Regions from separate parts of the Homo sapiens genome. Here region 2 is linked to region 1. A link is a loop called in an ENCODE intact Hi-C map of the cell type or tissue named here. Cell type or tissue: OCI-LY7. All regions are shown on one strand. Links, peaks and the distances in the headings refer to the core of each region. The heading gives the core; the rest is flanking DNA. Region 1 overlaps TBCD (tubulin folding cofactor D). Region 2 overlaps LOC101930496 (a long non-coding RNA gene).

What was found. Hi-C counts contacts between places; a loop is a spot of excess contacts. Peaks named below come from ENCODE experiments on the same cell type or tissue, not always from the same donor. Only the 100,000 strongest peaks of a DNase experiment are listed, where the experiment ranks them.
Region 2: a loop joins it to region 1, with 2.7 times the contacts of the local background. A loop is called at or near these places in 1 of 110 quality-filtered maps.

What each region holds. Positions count from the first base shown.
Region 1 is chr17:82,916,407-82,919,310 of GRCh38, reverse strand. All of the region lies in intron 23 of TBCD (tubulin folding cofactor D), which reads right to left. Among named protein-coding and RNA genes, the nearest start is that of ZNF750, 78 kb to the right of the region's middle. In OCI-LY7, for the core only: CTCF peaks have their summits at 1,243 and 1,459 (motif pointing right); DNase peaks (open chromatin) are centred at 1,430 and 1,770; H3K27ac peaks cover 256 bases.
Region 2 is chr17:83,117,585-83,120,488 of GRCh38, reverse strand. LOC101930496 (a long non-coding RNA gene) reads right to left here. Exons shown (of 3, transcript XR_007065980.1): 2 at 621-1,560; 3 at 1-186. Among named protein-coding and RNA genes, the nearest start is that of METRNL, 39 kb to the right of the region's middle. In OCI-LY7, for the core only: a CTCF peak has its summit at 1,389; DNase peaks (open chromatin) are centred at 1,288 and 1,678; H3K4me3 peaks cover 457 bases; H3K27ac peaks cover 1,633 bases.

The DNA.
Region 1 (2,904 bases), core at 156-2,655:
CTGGGGATTACATGCCAAGAGGGGGGAAACAAAAAGAAACAAAAAACCCCAGAAAACCAGTTCTTACCACAAGTTAGAAAAACCCAGCGAGGGGCTGCTGGGACCTGACATTCAGGGTCTTCTTTAAACTCAGAGGAGGGGAGGAGAAAGGAAGCGCCGGGCGAGACTCTGGGCCCCCCCCGTAAACTACTTCTCTTTACTTCTGCGCAGATTTGAAAATTTCTAAACTAAGAAGTTTTCTTCAGAGACTGACACTGTCCTACAACGTCTCCTAAAATTTCTTCGAGGATTTTTATGATGGTAGTTTTTATGCGTAAGTTATTAGTTACTCTCACATTTAGTTTTAGATACGACTTTACCTTCTTCCACGTGGGCACCTGTGACACCATCACTCACTCAAGTGACACGCCTTTGTCCCAGCGCGAATCCTTTCAGCTCTGAACAGAGTACTGCTCTGATGTGTGTTGAGGACTGGGAAATGAAAGTCTTAACTAGTTTTTAAAATAATTTTCTTGGAGATGCACCTGCATGTGAACTTTAAATGTATTTTATAATCAAGTTAAAAACGGCACGCGCGGCTCAGCGGTGCCTCAGCCTCTCACGAAACGGCACGCGGGGCTCAGCGGTGGAATGAAGCGGTGCCTCAGCCTCTCACGAAACGGCACACGGGACTCAGTGGTAGACATGAAAAGGCTTGTACCCACATCTCGCACAGGAATATTCCTGGCAACCTTGTTCACAACAGCAACAGATAGAAATAGCCCCAGTGTACTCTACTGAGTGCTGGTCGAACACACTCTGGTAAAACCCAACCGTGGGCTAGGAAGGCACAAACTGTGAACACATGGACAGCTGGATGGGGTCTCGGCACCACGCTCACAGAAAATGCCCACCTCGAAATGCCACGACCATACGAGTCGATCATGGCATATTCTAGAAGGGACAGACTGGTGGCAGGGGGGCAGGGTGAGAATGCAAAGGGCAGGGGCTGTCTCTGTGGGAAGGATGCAGGTTTCTGATTTGAGTGTGGAGTTAGTTACAGAAATCTACACAGGGCATCAATCTGCACGAAACTAGACACACATGGCCACTCCACACACACATGAAGCCACGAAACCGCACAGGCCTGCAGTCCAGTTAGAGGCAGGGCCTCGACACCGCAGTCCCGGCTCCAACACTGTCATACCCGGAGTCACCGCGGAGGAAGCATGGGAAGCACAGCCAGGCTCTATTACTAATCTCATAACTTCCTGTAAGTCTATAATTATTTCGAAATGAAGAATATTTTTTAAAAACTAACAGACTAGATAACGCAGACCAACCCTCCACTAAGACATTTTTAAAAGCCAGACAAAATGAAAACACACAGGAAGTGCCTGCAGTTACCAGAGAGCTCACGAAGACCTGAGAGGGACAGAGCGGCGGGGGCCAACTCTCCCCGGCTCACGGCTGACTCCAGGGGGCGCCACAAGAACCAGAAACCCCCAACAGTGCATCCAGGAGCATCTCCAGCTAGCAGGAGAACGGGAGTCCAGGATGACCAAAGGGAGAAGCGGTAGAGCCCTCACCACAGGCTCTGAACCCAGAGGACCACACCTAGAAATAGGTGTAAAACGTGGGCCAGCCCAGCACGGACCCCTCCTACGTCCCAAAACCCAATGGAGGTGACCCCGACAGCAAGCACCCGCCTCCCGTCAAGAGCCAACATCAAGTCTCTCTGGGAGAGGAGAACATTGCAGACCTCAAAGCATTTCTGTCATGTCTTGTTCCTGCAGCTTGGTGGAGATGCTTTTCATGTATGATATACCGTCCTTCAGAAACAGCCACAGAGGCTCCAGATGATGACATTAAACAAAGATTTTAAACCATGCTTAATATGTTCCAGGATGTGAAAAAAATGAAAACTATAAAAAATAAGTTCTGAAAAATAAAAAAATTCAAGGATGCGTTTAACGGCAGATAAGGCACACCTGAAAGAATTTGTGACAATGAAATTTAAATCAAAGAAAATGTTCCTGTAATCCCAGCACTTTGGGAGGCCAAGGTGAGCAGATCACAAGGTCAAGAGATCGAGACCAGCCTGGCCAACGTGGTGAAACCCCATCTCTACAAAAAATACAAAAATTAGCTGGGTGTGGTGGCGCATGCCTGTAGTCCCAGCTACTCAGGAGGCTGAAGCAGGAAAATCGCTTAATCCCGGGAGGCGGAGGTTGCAGTGAGCTGAGATTGTGCCACCGCACTCCAGCCTGGTGACAGAGCAAGACTCCAACTCAAAAAAAAAAAAAAGAAAAGAAAAGAAAAAAAAAAGTCCAAACTGAATAAGACAAAACCAGAGGAGGGAGTGTAAGGAGGCGTAAAGAATTAAGTGCGGTGATCCAGACAAGACGTGGGTAATAAGAGTCCCAAAAGGAGAGGAGAGGCCAGTGAGCAATGTTCAAAGAGATCATGGCTAGGAATTTTTCTAAAGTGAACAAAACATCGACAGAAAATACAGATTATGGAACAAGTATGAACCCTAGAGCCCCAAGTCAGATAAACACAAAGGGAACTTGTTCTAGGAATATCACGGTAAAAGTGCTGAAAACCAAATAAAGATAAAAATCTCAAAAGAAGCCAGCGAAACTTAAAAGATTGTCTCCAATACAGTAATAAGTAGACTGGCAGCTAACCTCTCCAGAAGACAAGAGACTATTATCTTTAAAGTGCCAAAACACAAACGAATGAATAAATGCAAACTAAAGTTTCATTCTTAGCAAAAATAACCTTTAAGAATCAAAGTGGGGAAAAAAAAAAAAACAGCACCTTTGGGAGGCCGAGGTGGGTGGATCACCTGAGGTCAGGAGTTCAAGACCAGCCTGGCCCACATGGTGGAACCCCATCTCCACTAAAAATACAAAAATTAGC
Region 2 (2,904 bases), core at 143-2,642, 200 kb before region 1:
GGGAGCGCACAGGCAGCACGGTGCACGCTGTGCCGTTTGCACCGCAGGTTCCTGTTTTCAGTTGCAGTTCTACCTGCACTCTGCTCTACAAGGTTCCTCTTCCTCTTTTCCTCCCCAACTGGCACCTCTCTCTCTTCCTCTCTTTCCCTTTTTCTTTTTCAAACAGCTTCATTGAGGAAAAAATGCCTGTACTACAAAAATCAACCATTTAAAGTGTAGAATCCGGTGGTCTTTTGTACATTCCCAAGGTTGTATGACTCTCTAATTTTAGAATGTTTTCATTACACAAAAAGGAAACCCCATACATTAGCGGCCCCTCCCCCGCCCCTCTGAGCCCCTCCCCCAATCCCTCCCCAACCCCCCAGCCCCTCCCCAGCCCCTTCCAACGCCTCCCCAACCCCTCCCCAACCCCTCCCCAGCCCCTCCCCAACCCTCCCCAGCCCCTCCCCAACCCCTCCCCAGCCCCTCCCCAGCCCCTCCCCAGCCCCTCCCCAGCCCCTTCCAACCCCTCCCCAACCCCTCCCCAGCCCCTCCCCAACCCCTCCCAAGCCCCGCCCCAGCCCCTCCCCAGGCCACGCAACCAGTGTCCACTTTCTGTCTCTGGATTTGCCTCTTCTTACCTCTTCGTATAAATGGAATCATACACTACGCGGCCTTCTGTGTGTGGCTTCTTTCACTGAGCATGATCTTTTCACGGCTCATCCATGTTGTCATATGACAGGGCTTCATTCCTTTTTATTTTCACATAATAGCACACTGCACAGATATACCACTTTTTTTTTTCTTTTTGAGGCAGAGTCTCGCTCTGTCGCCCATTCTGGAGTGCAGTGGCGCGATCTCGGCTCACTGCAACCTCCGCCTCCTGAGTTCAAGCGATTCTCCTGCCTCAGCCTCCCGAGTACCTGGGATGACAGGCGCCCGCCACCACACTCAGCTAATTTTTGTATTTTTAGTAGAGACGGGGTTTCATCATGTTGGCCAGGATGGTCTCGATCTCCTGACCTCAGGTGATCCGCCTGCCTCGGCCTCCCAAAGTGCTGGGATTAAAGCGTGAGCCACCGCGCCTGGTAGATGTACCACATTTTCTTGTCTGTTGATGAACTTGGGGCTGTTTCCACTTTTTCGCTGTTATGAATAACACCAGGTACACGTGTTACGGGGGACGTGTTTCTGCTTCTCTTTGGCTACATCTAGGCGTGGATTGCTGGGTCGTGTGGGAAGTCCGCGCCTGTTATCTGAGGAGTGACCGGCTGTTTTGCAGTGGCTGCGCCCGCCCACGTTCCCGCCGGTGGTGACAGGCTGGTTCCTCCCCCGCCTCCCCAGCACTTGCCATCTGTCCGTGAGGAGGGCGGTCCTGCTGCCGAGGACCCTCGTTCACGGGCCGCTCTTTCCGCTGTGTTTCCCACCCCACCCATCTCTGTTCTTTGAGCTGGAACTCGGGGTCAGCCATCCGGAGCTTCCACCCACAGCTTCCCTTTGACTTTTCCAGGTCCACCTCTGTGCTTCTCCCATCCCTCTTCTTACAAAAGTGCCTTTCTGCTGCCAGTCTTGCGGCCACACCTGCACAGAACAACAACTTTTTCAGGATTCTTTAGTAAAATAATAAAATGATTAAGCATAAACACAAAGAACATGCTTTTATATCAAATATACTGCAATGGGGGGGGTCGCTATGCAAGCACAGGGGAAGGCGCTTTGTTCTTAGGTGCAAGCACCACTTTCTCACAGGCAGACATGTTAATAGTTTAGACGAGCAGAGCTAATCCCTCCTGGAGCCCCGGCTCTCCCGGACCCAAGCTTCACAAAGCACCTCTCCCGGCACGGCCTGGGCACGTGAGTGAGGAAGAGACGTCCTGGATGTGGGAAATTCTTCCCCGGGAGCTCTCCCAGCCCCTCCGTTCCCACTATCTTACACCCCTCACACTCTAGCTACTGCAGGGGCATCTCTGAGGCTTCACTGGCTGTTCATTGCGTCTCCTCCCCACACAGTAACCTCCCAGGCCTCCCCACATCCACCAGAACGGAACCCAACCTCCATGCCAGGTTCATGAGCTAGCTACGGCCACAGAACAACACTTAGTGACTCCCACAACAGTGAACGTTGATTATCCTCAAGGTCTTTGGCTCAGGGGTTTGGCGCTGCTCAGCTGAGCCTGTTTGGGGTCTGCTGTGAGGTTGCAGTCGAGAGGTAGGTCGACGGTAGCCCCCTCTCAAGGCTGGGGAGGCTTCAGTTCCCCACAGGGTGAGCCTCACAGGCTGCTTACAGGCCCTGCAACAGGGCAGCTGCTCCCCCAAAGTGAATGACAAGAGAGTGCACCAGGCAGAAGCCATCCTTTTCTGACCTCACCTGGGGAGTCTCAGAGCATCACTCCCACCATATCCTACTCACTAAAGGCAGGTCCGGAGGCACAGCCCGCGTTCAGGGGAGAGGAACCGGGCTCTACCTTTTGGAAGGAGGGCTGTCAAAGTAGCAGATATACTTTAAACCATCATGCCAGGTATCCAAGACCCCACAGCCTGTCCCAGCCCAAGGTCCCTGTTGCCTAAGGAGATGCACAATGAACATTTGCTCATTAAAGTTTCTGACAGTCCTGCAGGTAAGCAACCTGTTTGGTTGTGTTCAGTTCCAAGTTTATGTGCACATAGAACACGTACAGCAATATGTCCAAGGCCTTTGTTTGGTGTACGGTAATGAGGAAGCAGACGGCAAGCTCTTTGGGGGCCAAGCGGGTGTGTCATACACACAACCCCGACCACAGTGCACACATGGGAGGCTTCCAAAACTGTGGACCAAATAATAATACCTCAATAGTATACTTATTTCCTTTGCACATCAAGGTCAAATTCTAAAAAGGAAAATGTCTATATAACAGAGAGATTTCTAGGCTGTCCTTATGCCCAGAA